Regions from separate parts of the Homo sapiens genome. Here region 1 is linked to region 2. A link is a contact called in ENCODE Hi-C or POLR2A ChIA-PET data. All regions are on one chromosome and are shown on one strand. The core of a region is the stretch at or near the end of the contact, and the rest is flanking DNA. Distances in the headings are between cores, read along the strand shown.

What was found. A loop is a pair of places that touch in the nucleus more often than their neighbours do. ChIA-PET counts read pairs that join two places held with the same protein, here RNA polymerase II (POLR2A). Pooled maps may share reads with other maps.
Region 1: a map of endothelial cell of umbilical vein shows a loop between it and region 2 (9-fold over the local background). The contact joins two enhancer-like sites. A Hi-C loop is called at or near these places in 1 of 168 maps with a recorded cell type or tissue (endothelial cell of umbilical vein) and 1 of 50 pooled maps. POLR2A ChIA-PET finds 5 or more read pairs at or near these places in 1 of 52 experiments (activated T-cell).

Annotation. Positions count from the first base shown.
Region 1 is chr15:39,358,994-39,364,256 of GRCh38, forward strand. The region is part of intron 1 of LOC105370777 (a long non-coding RNA gene); the gene reads right to left. Among named protein-coding and RNA genes, the nearest start is that of LINC02915, 110 kb to the left of the region's middle. Within about 2 kb of position 3,963, at least 3 of the 41 ENCODE cell types and tissues checked have a DNase peak (open chromatin) inside an H3K27ac peak, as active enhancers do; they include endothelial cell of umbilical vein, where a contact is called at or near this core.
Region 2 is chr15:38,841,934-38,847,029 of GRCh38, forward strand. No RefSeq gene overlaps it. Among named protein-coding and RNA genes, the nearest start is that of LINC02694, 150 kb to the left of the region's middle. Within about 2 kb of position 2,463, at least 2 of the 41 ENCODE cell types and tissues checked have a DNase peak (open chromatin) inside an H3K27ac peak, as active enhancers do; they include endothelial cell of umbilical vein, where a contact is called at or near this core.

The sequences.
Region 1 (5,263 bases), core at 2,713-5,212, 520 kb after region 2:
AATAGAATTTACTCAACCCAATTAAACTGGCCAGGGTCAGGGGATCATTAGGAATTTGGGCCCTTCATATTTCAGCAATGAATCATAAATCATTTAAAGTTTCATTTATAAGGATGAAATTCTTCAATCAAAGGGTTAACATTTTTACTTGTAGAAACTTTCAGGTTACCTCTCAATATTTTTTTTACTCTTTATTTTTCTCTTCTCTGGGATTTAAAAAATATAATTTGGAGCTTTCTTCCAGATCTCTCAGCTGCTCTTTTCATTTTTAAACCTCTTTATCTGCTATCCCAGTCATTCCTTTAGTTTTATCTTCAGTTCATAATTTTCCCTTCCACTGTGTCAACCAGCGATGGGACAAGGGTAAGACAAGCAAGGTACTCAGAGTGTACAATGTAAGAAGTCACTCACTCTTGGGCATGCGCTAGTTCAGGGTTGGCAGCGACAGTGAGTGCCTTCTTACATTTTGCACCCTGGATACCTTCCTTGCCTCACCCTAGACTGGCCCAGATGTCTAGTCTACAGTTCACCTTATCACTTGCAATTTCTATTTCAATGACTACACTTTTCACTTCCAAGGTTTCTATATTTTAATCCCTATCTATTCTTAAGAATTCTTTGTTCCCCTTCCCTCTTTTACTTATTTGATGATTCAAGAATCCTTATTTTAACATTTAATATTGCACCATTATGTCTGGTTCTTCATGCATGGACTCCACAGATTCTTGGGTCTGTTGACTATCCTCATGCCAGAAAATATTCTTGTGTGCTTTGTAATTTTTCTTGAAAGCTTACCTTGTTTGGGAGGGAATTTGTTTGTTTTGTTTCTTTTTGGTAGACTCCTCTCCCTGTCAAGTAGCTTTTGGGTTGGTTGCCTTACTCTGGTAGTACTCCAGGTTTGTGTCCCCAAGCCAAGATGTAGTGTCTTATTCCCAGCCAAAGCTCATAGTGTCACATTGAGGCTGATGGCTGCATGCGGCAGGGCCTGGCTCCAATTCCTGTGCAGATGTCTCTTCTCTCTCCCAGAACCACAAGCAATCAGGTCCAATGATCAGTAGTTAGTGGAGTTTTTTCATGTTCAATTTACTGTTAGAAGCTGTGAATACTGATTTCGGCTTTCTCTGAGAAGTCCATCACACGTGTTCTGCCTTTTGTGGAATAAGCAATGCCTTCATCAGCAAATGGTCTTAGAAGCTGTCTCCAATATTTTTGTGTCTCTGTGTGTGTGTGTGTGTGTGTGTGTGTGTGTGTGTGTGTATACGCTTAGTATATGTGTATATATATGTCCTGTGTGTGTATACACATTTAGTATGTGTGTGTGGATATGTTCTGTGTGTTTCTTATGAGCTAATTGCCTTTAGCCTCTGTTCACTACTATAGGTTTCTGTTCCAGATCATGAATTAATGAATAAAATTAGAATTCAGGAGTCCAGTAGATAAGCAGGGCAAAGAGAAAGTTCTTTCCTACAGCAGAATTCCACCTAAAAACTATAGAAGGATGGCAGGGTTGAAAGATCATTCATAGATGCTAAACCCAGCAGATAACGTTTTATGAGAAACAGGATATTTACACAGCATCCAAGTATTTCCCCCACAAATTACTTATTAATTACCAGGGGAAGATAGTAACTTTGCAGTGGAGAAAACTGGCAGACACCACCTAAAGCACATGATCAAAGTCAACATCACCAGTAATGGGACACACTGACATCATGTGTGTCCCGATGTGCCAAGAAAGACATAACATCATTTTAATGGCATTTTCACCAAAAATGTATAACCTGAATCTAATCCAGACAAAATGCTAGACAAAACCAAATTGAGAAGCATTCTACAGAATACTCTGTACTCTTTTAAAATGTCAAGATCAAGAAAGACTGAGGAAATATTCTACAATAAAAGAGACTAAAGAGACACAACAACTAACTGCCCTATGTATCCTGGATTGAAACCTGGCTGAGAAAAAGTAGCTATAAAGAGCATTATTGGGACAATTGACAGAATTTGAATATGGACTGTGGGTTAAATAATAATACTATGTCAATACTATGCCCATGTTCAATTTCTTGATTCTGATATTTGTATTTTGGTTATGTAAGAAGCAGCCCTTGTTCTTAGAAAATAAATACTGAAATATTTAGGGGAAAGTACACTATGTCTCCAACTTACTCTCAAGTGATACAGACAAATTAGAGGGTAAACATCGGCTCTTAGGGGATAGAAATTTCTTAGATACAATGGTTTGTGGCTCCCCAAAAGGCCACACTACACAAACAGATACACGATATGTCTGTGGTCTTAAACTTCCATGGGGTAATTAGGGAAAAAAAGGTCTAAAATGCCTCCTTGAGGGAACAATAATGAAAAAAAAAGATTGAAAAACACATGCAGAGAAAGAGAACAAAATCAAATGAAATGGTGATAACCTGGGGGGAGGAAGAGTATATAGGAATTTCCTCTTTTAAGTTTGACATTTTTCAAATTAAAAAGGTACAAGAAAATTAAAAACTAACCCCTAAAAGTTAAAAAGTTGCTACACTATTATGCAAGATTAGGAGCTCAATATTATTTAGAAGCAAAGCATCAACAGAAAAACATACTAGCCAAGGAAACATCCACATAGTCATGTACATGTTTTTCATTGTTGCTTCTCTAGAACACATTATGCGTGTGTGTGTGTATGTGTGTGTCTGTCATTCATGTGGCTTTGTGACTCATGTATGCTGGGTCCTCTCACTGTTTGAGGACAGCAGTGGCTCACTTGGACCATTTACTTAACTTAGGAGACCACTTTATATGGAAGATGGAGACATTTAGTTTCATGAAGGACGGAACAAAACAAAAGTTTTGAATAACGGCAGGTAGGATGTAGGTTAAAATGCAAAATGAATGCTTTAAGAATATAAGCATCGGGAGTAGAAGTTACTGAGTTGGCTATAAAATATTCTCTCAAAGACATTTTAAAGATATTTTAACCAGGCCGGGCATGATGGCTCATGCCTGTAATCCCAGCACTTTGGAGGATGAGGCGGGCAGATCACGAGGTCAGGGGTTTGAGACCAGCCTGGCCAACATAGTAAAACTCCGTCTCCACTAAATAAAAAAAAAAAAATTAGCCAGTTGTGGTGGCAGACACCTGGAATCCCAGCTATTAGGGAGGCTGAGGCAGGAGAATCACTTGAATCCGGGAGGCAGAGGTTGCAGTGAGCCAAGATAGCACCACTACACTCCAGCCTGGATGACAGAGTGAGACTCCGTCTCAAAAAAAAAAAGATAGTTTAACCACTAGATTCACATCTGTAAGAGGACAATTCAAGGGCCAGGAGACAAATGAGAAGAGTTTCATTCATTTATTGACGCTTTCAGTGTGCTAGGCACTGTTGGCTCAAAGCTGGGCAAGACACGACCTCTATCTATAGTGAACTTGCCAACTAGCAGAAAGATTATTTTAAGATTTATCTGTCAGTATCAATATTGTCATCTTATTTCACAGTCTTGGTCTTTATGACTTTTCTCTAACATTTAACCATTACCCTAACTGCTGTCATCATAATTAACATGTAAATATTTCTCAGTGCCATTGTCACTGTACAGCTACCTTCGCAAAATATTTTCTAACCACTAGTGACAGCACAATACAAAAACAGGTAAGGAGGTCTGCATTCTACAATGTTGCAGCCAGGTGTGTTGAAATGGCAGACAGCTCCCTGGGCAGCCACACAAGATTCAGATTACTAGAATCACTTGAGGTCCTGCTTCCAGGCCCAAAGTGGAAAACTGACTCTGTTACTGCCATTGGATTCCCTCGCTTCATTAATTAACTCAAAATTGCCTCTCAGTGGCAATCCAGACCTCTGTTTCTAATTTCCTTCTGTGCTGAAAAGTAAATAGGCCTAACCACATTTTCAAGCCCCTGTGCGTGGGTCTTTTGTGCTTATAGCAGACCACTATCCACTGGAAGACGTCTGGGCCACTGCCAAGTTGAGTATTCAATTTCTTTGTTGTTTTTCAGGATAACCTAGCTAACCGCAATCCCTTTCCACCATTCCTCTGCAATGTGCTTGAAATAGAGCCAAGACTCTATCCTACAAAATGCACAAGAAAAACAAAAAAGGAGGAAATAAATAAAGAAGGGGTCATGGAAAAAATCAGAGTTTGTGAATATTGCCCCATACGTATTTTCTTTTCACATTTTTCTCTCATGACTTCTCAAAAACATTCAGACCCCAAATGCCTGGTCATATTCAGGAATAACTCCAATGGCTTCCCATTCTCTCCTCCCCACCCAAGAAGATTATAGGATTATAAACATGAGGTAAATTCCTGGGATCCTATTCCTTGGGGCATATGCGCAAGCTTTTGGCTTTGGGAGGTGGGGTGTGGGGTGGCAAATGCCTAAAAGGTTTTGGATGACTATCCAAAGAGAAACAGATGGCTTTAGCACGCCTGTGCCCAACACATGATCTGTGTGACTCCTGCCCTCTCAACACCATCTCCGTGCCGCCCCCTTTCTCCCACACCCCAGACAAATAAGAACAAAAATGAGTCTCTGCACATTCAAAAGGTGAACTTTCAAGGACAAGTCTTCCCATATGGAAAGGATAATGGCATCATGCCAGAGCACGTGCAGTAAAGAAGGGCTCAGGGTGTTTCACATTTTCTCTTCCAATGGGTTCCAAACGTTCTGATGGACAATCTTATTCTTCCCCTATAAACTTTCTGCTCCATATCCCGCTATAGCTGTTAATACACTTTTCAATTTTCCTCAGGTCCCCAAATAGTGGGAACAGCACGAACATCGGCATGAAGGCAAGAAAATAGGAGGCATGTACTGGGGAGAGCAAATAGTTCAGTTGGAGAAAGGGCACATGAGGAGCAGTAGCAGCAAATAAGAATGACCAGGAGTTTGGGATCAGACACGTGGGACCATGAGTACCAGGTCAAAAGTTCAAACTTTATTTGATGATGAAGCAACATTAAACACTAAAGGTCAAGTTTCAGGAATGTAACTAATTCAGAAGAAACACAATGACACATAAAAAAAGAAATAGAGCCAAACACAAAAATTAGCAAAATATGAATGCTTCACCTCAGCGATGGATTCTTATGACTGAACACTGGGAGCCAGACATTAAAGGACAAACGGGAAGCCTATCTAAATCACTATCTGACAGAAAGAAGCTCATTTATTCTTGAAAAGAGAACAAACATCCTAGGAGAAATCATGTGGACTCTTTTAAGTGCCATTAAATGACACAATGGG
Region 2 (5,096 bases), core at 1,213-3,712:
TAAGCTCCCCTGGAGGGCTGAGCTGCACTCATCCAGGTGAAGAGAGAAGGGGAAGAATGATTTATTGAAATTACTGGTTTACCCATCTGTGGCCTCCTTCAGAGCTTAAGTCATGTCAGGAGAGATTCTGTATGTATTGCATTATTGTATCCCCAGAACCTAGTGCAGTGCATGGAACATTTATCAGTGTCTGTTGAACAGAACAAAGCTGCTGAATGATCGTTCAAAAGTCTGAGGTCTTGTCAATGAGTACCATAGAAGCTGGCTATTTGTAGCCCCTGCTGCAAGGGAGGAGGAACTCCTGTCATTTCTTTAGTTCCTGTAACCCTCTTAGATTTCCTTTATTCATATTGTCGTTTTCTCTCTCCATTCTTACTACACTGGATTTCTCAGAAGAGCTTCCAAGACTCTTCCACAATTACTGTGGGACAACAGTAAATAGTCTGCAATTTTCAAGGGCTCAGTATCTTTTAGTCCTAAAAATGGCTGTATGTTGACCTTTTGCCACCCAGCTGTGGTGTGATGGAAACTGGGGGGCCCAATCTGAGAGTGAAGTGCCTTGTAATCCTGGATTTCAAGAATGAGCCTGAATTTATTTTCCTGTCAGCTCATGATGGTGACTTGTTTCTGAAATTCTTTGCACTAGTAATAGACTGAGCATTCTTAGGACTGCACAAAGAGAACTTTGAAAAGTCCTTTAATTTGTCTTAAGTTGACATAGCTGTTTATTTTCTATTTAGTTCTATCTATTCTTTTTTAATATTGAAAGAGAAATTTATTTTTAATACAATTAAAAGCTTAAAAATATAAAGTAAGAAATGTCTTATTTCTAGCCTGCTTTCAGCTAACAGTTAATAAGTTTATTTTGGCTCATGCTCAAATAAAATACACAACTTGTGGCTACCATCCTTGTCCTAACCCTCTTTGCAGCCTTGAAGATAGCTTCCCTCATCAAGAAAAATCATCCCCATTATTTAAGCACTTTACCTAACCCTATTGAGCTTTTTTGTCTTAGTCCCTAAACTAAATGTTTAAAAAGTAGGTTAAATTTCAAAACTGACCACAGGTCAAGTTGAGAATGAGATGCAAAGTTGAGCATATGTCTCTAAAGTCCTAAATAACTTTCCAACTTGGTCTTTCAGGCTGGTAGGAGGGATTCTGGGTTGAAGCCATGGACTGGTACAAACATTTCTGGAGGAATATACACCATGACTTGCACATTTTGGAATAACAACAATCATGTTTTTCCAATAGCATATAATCTCAAATTCTTCTCTCCAGGAGGGAAAAAAGCATAAGCCATACCATCTGGCAGTGGCTAGATTAGTTTCACATTGGAAAACTGTTGTAGAGGGTAGCTGGGTGTCTCTAAAGCGATGGAACCACAATAAAGATTCAAGAAACAAAATAATAATTGCAATTAAAAATGAAACACTGCCAAATTCTTGAGTTGCCGTCTAGGGTTTTAGTGGTTTGGTTATTTGTATCTTCATTACTTCTACACTCTGGATACAGAGATTCCAGGGATTAGCGGGTGGCAATAAAGTTTCATTGTAGCACAGTGAGAAATGCAAACAGCATTACAATTTGTGAGGCAGAACAAAACCAAGCTCTTTTTAATTCATGTTAGCATAGAAGCAATGTAACCAAAAAATACAGAAATAGTCTTGTGTTTGGAAAAGGATGGTAGTGGGATGCATTGTTTTGTGTCATGGATTGATTTGGGACATGCACTTAATCTTTTTTTTTTTTTTTTTTTTTTTTTTGAGATGGAGTCTCTCTCTGTCTCCAGGCTGGAGTATAGTGGCATGATCTCAGCTCACTGCAATCTCTGCCTCCCGGGTTCAAGAGATTCTCCTGCCTCAGCCTCCTGAGTAGCTGGGATTATAGGCACATGCCACCACACCCAGCTAATTTTTGTATTTGTAGTAGAGATAGGGTTTCACCACGTTGGCCGGGATGGTTTCGATATCCTGACCTCGTGATCTGCTCGCCTTGGCTTCCCAAAGCGTTGGGATTACAGGTGTGAGCCATTATGCCCAGTCATACTTACTCTTACTGTGTCTATTTTGAACCTCTTACAAAGTTTCTGTCTGTAGGAGATTTATTGTCACTAATACTTTATGGAATTGGCTCTTATATTGGTGTATATTGCTTGATTTTTTCTACGTTTTAAATAATCTAAGAAGGAGACACTGAAAGCAAGCTTTTCCGTTTCAGTTTTTAGTTTTGCCACTGAGTGCATTGCCTTAATACAATTGTGTTAACTTGTGAGTTCATTCTGTTTCACTTACCCTTTGCAATGAGGAAGTAAAATAGGGATATATAAATAACTCAAAACTTAATTACTTATGTTAGGATGGAAAATATATGATTTAACACACACATCAGGGGAAAAACAAGGTTCAAGTAATAAATATGTTCATGATTAACGACCAGAGGAAATTCCATTGCAGGCACATCCAGGCTCACTCACACACAAGGCATGCCACTGATAATCCTGCACATCCTTCCCCCTCCATCTCTGCCTCAGCCTCCATTCAAATGCACATTCCTCCAAACAGAGTATACACACAGACACAGGATAAAATTGGTAAAGAAAGCTCATGTCAGTTAAATGCCAGATTTTGATGAGAAAGCTTATTAATTGGATAAGCTACGAATCTCTAAGGCAGATTACTGTAAATGGGGAGGGGTGAGGATGTTGTTAGAATTGAAACTTAGAGCCTCACAAAACATGATTTGTGAGGTATCTTTCCCATAGTGATTTATTTTTGGGAACAAAATGTCATTTGTATAAAATATATTGTTGGCAATTGATATAGTCATTTAATTTTATGACAGTGTATTTTAGGAATAAATGCATTCCCCAAAGGGGCATTGGCATAGAATTAGCAATAGAAATGATGTCACTGCTATAAGGAAATCCAAAGTGGCTAAGATTCCAGAGAGTCCTGCAGAGGTCTATAGCCTATGGATTATTAAACACTGCTGCCTGATAAGGGGTGAGAACAAAAAGAACAAAAGCAAATGTACATGATTTAGAAATTCCGAAACATGGTTTGAGCAACTGGAAATAGAAACCAAAAGCTTTCTCAAATATGTTTTAAGTAAACTATCAGCCTACAAAAGAATACTTTTTTAACTTTGACCAGCAATGTAAAACTTTCAAAATATGCATAAAAATCTTAAATACATACTCAGTTTATACAGAAAAATAGGCCTGGCGTGGTGGCTCATGCCTGTAACCCCAGCACTTTGGGAAGCTGAGGTAGGAGGGCTGCTTGAGCCCAGGAGTTTGAGACCAGCCTGGGCAGCATGGTGAGACCCTATCTCTACAAAAAATTTAAAAATTAGCCAGGCATGATGGCATAAGCCTGTAGTCCCAGGTACTCCCAAAAATCAATAATAAGACTTGGGCAGCTCAAGAGGAAATTCTAAAGAAAGGGGATCTGATAATTAAATCATGAGATGTATCCTGGACCTCCTGGCATTAACCTTCTGGGAGGCAGCAGGAAGGAGATAATCTCAGCCAATGTCTCTATTCTGCAAAAAAAATGGAGCCCAGAGAAGCTAAAATGGTTTGGGTAGAACTCTACAGTAGTTCACTCTGATTGATATGGGCTTCCTATGTTTGATTCAGTTGTAGGAATCCTATCAATGAAAATTAGTTTTGGCAGGAGCCTGCTCTGTCAGCTGTGACCCACTATTGCCTTCTACTACACTATAATTACATGCCCACTCAAAAGGTATTAGGACCTCCACAGATACCAAAGTGTACTGAAAGTAAATTGAAAACGAATGGGAAACAAAATGCAGTTTAAAAAGCTTCACAAAATCAGCAACCTTAAACAGAAAAAATTACCATTTTGCCCCAGATAAAATCTCAGGATGCCATCAAAGGCAATCCTTTGAGTATTTCAGGGTCTCAAATTGTATTAGTGGGAAGGAGGCAAAACAATTCTATTTGGACTTGAACTGAACCAAAGTTTAATTTGAGATAAATTCCATAATTTACCTAGGAATCAGTGTCTTTTTTTTTCTTTTCTTTTCTTTCTTTTTCTTTCTTTCTTTCTTTTTTTTTTGTTTTTTTGTTTTTTTGTTTTTTTGAGGCAGGGTCTTGCGCTGTTACTCAGGCTGGAATGCAGTGAAGCAATCATGGCTCACTGAAGCCTTAACCTCCAAGGCTTAGGCGATTCTCCCACCTTGGCATCCTGAGTGGCTGGGAGTACAGGCACATGCCACCACCCCTGGCTAATTTTTCATCTTTTGTAGAGACAGGGTCTCGCCATGTTGCCCAGCCTGGCCTCAATATTCCTGGGCTGAAGCAATCCTCCCACCTTGGCTTCCCAAAGTGCTGGGATTACAGGTGTGAGCCATCGTGCCCAGCCTATTTACAATATTATTAAAGTTATAGCTTTGAAAGAGTTGAAAAGTGTTTTCACCATCTAATTCTACCCGTGCTCCTTGTGAACAAAAGTTCTGTTTTGGGTCCTGTATGTGACAGAAGATAAACACTAAGTGCATCAGCAGGGGGTGGAAGAAGTGAATTCCATGAACACTCACCCTAGCTGCAACAGAAAACCATCTATTCTCATCTTTTTTCAGCTCTATAAAAAGAAGGAAGACTGTTTCACAGTCGTGGATGAGTAGCTGATAACAGCTTTCATAAAATATGCATACACAATTACCTCAAAGAACCAGTCTCTTGTTCCAAACATTTCAACAGCAAAAGACCTTCCTGTAGCCAGCCATTTAGAAAGTGAAATGTTGCCTAGAAAATAATTATTGGAATCAATAAACAATTAAAATTAGGGGTGGAAAAAAGCAAGAAAAAGCCATCGTCAGTGTGTGTAAGAGTACAAAGTACTGGATTTCCAAGCTGACTTATATAATTGTCCCAGGTTTTCAAGAAGGATTCAGTGTATACTGGTGGCAGATTTTTTTTTTTTTTTTTTTTTTTTTTTTTGAGACGGAGACTCACTCTTATTGCCCAGGCTGGAGTGCAGTGGCGCGACCTTGGCTCACTGCAAGCTCCGCCTACTGGGTTCACACCATTCTCCTGCCTCAGCCTCCTGAGTAGCTGGGACTACAGG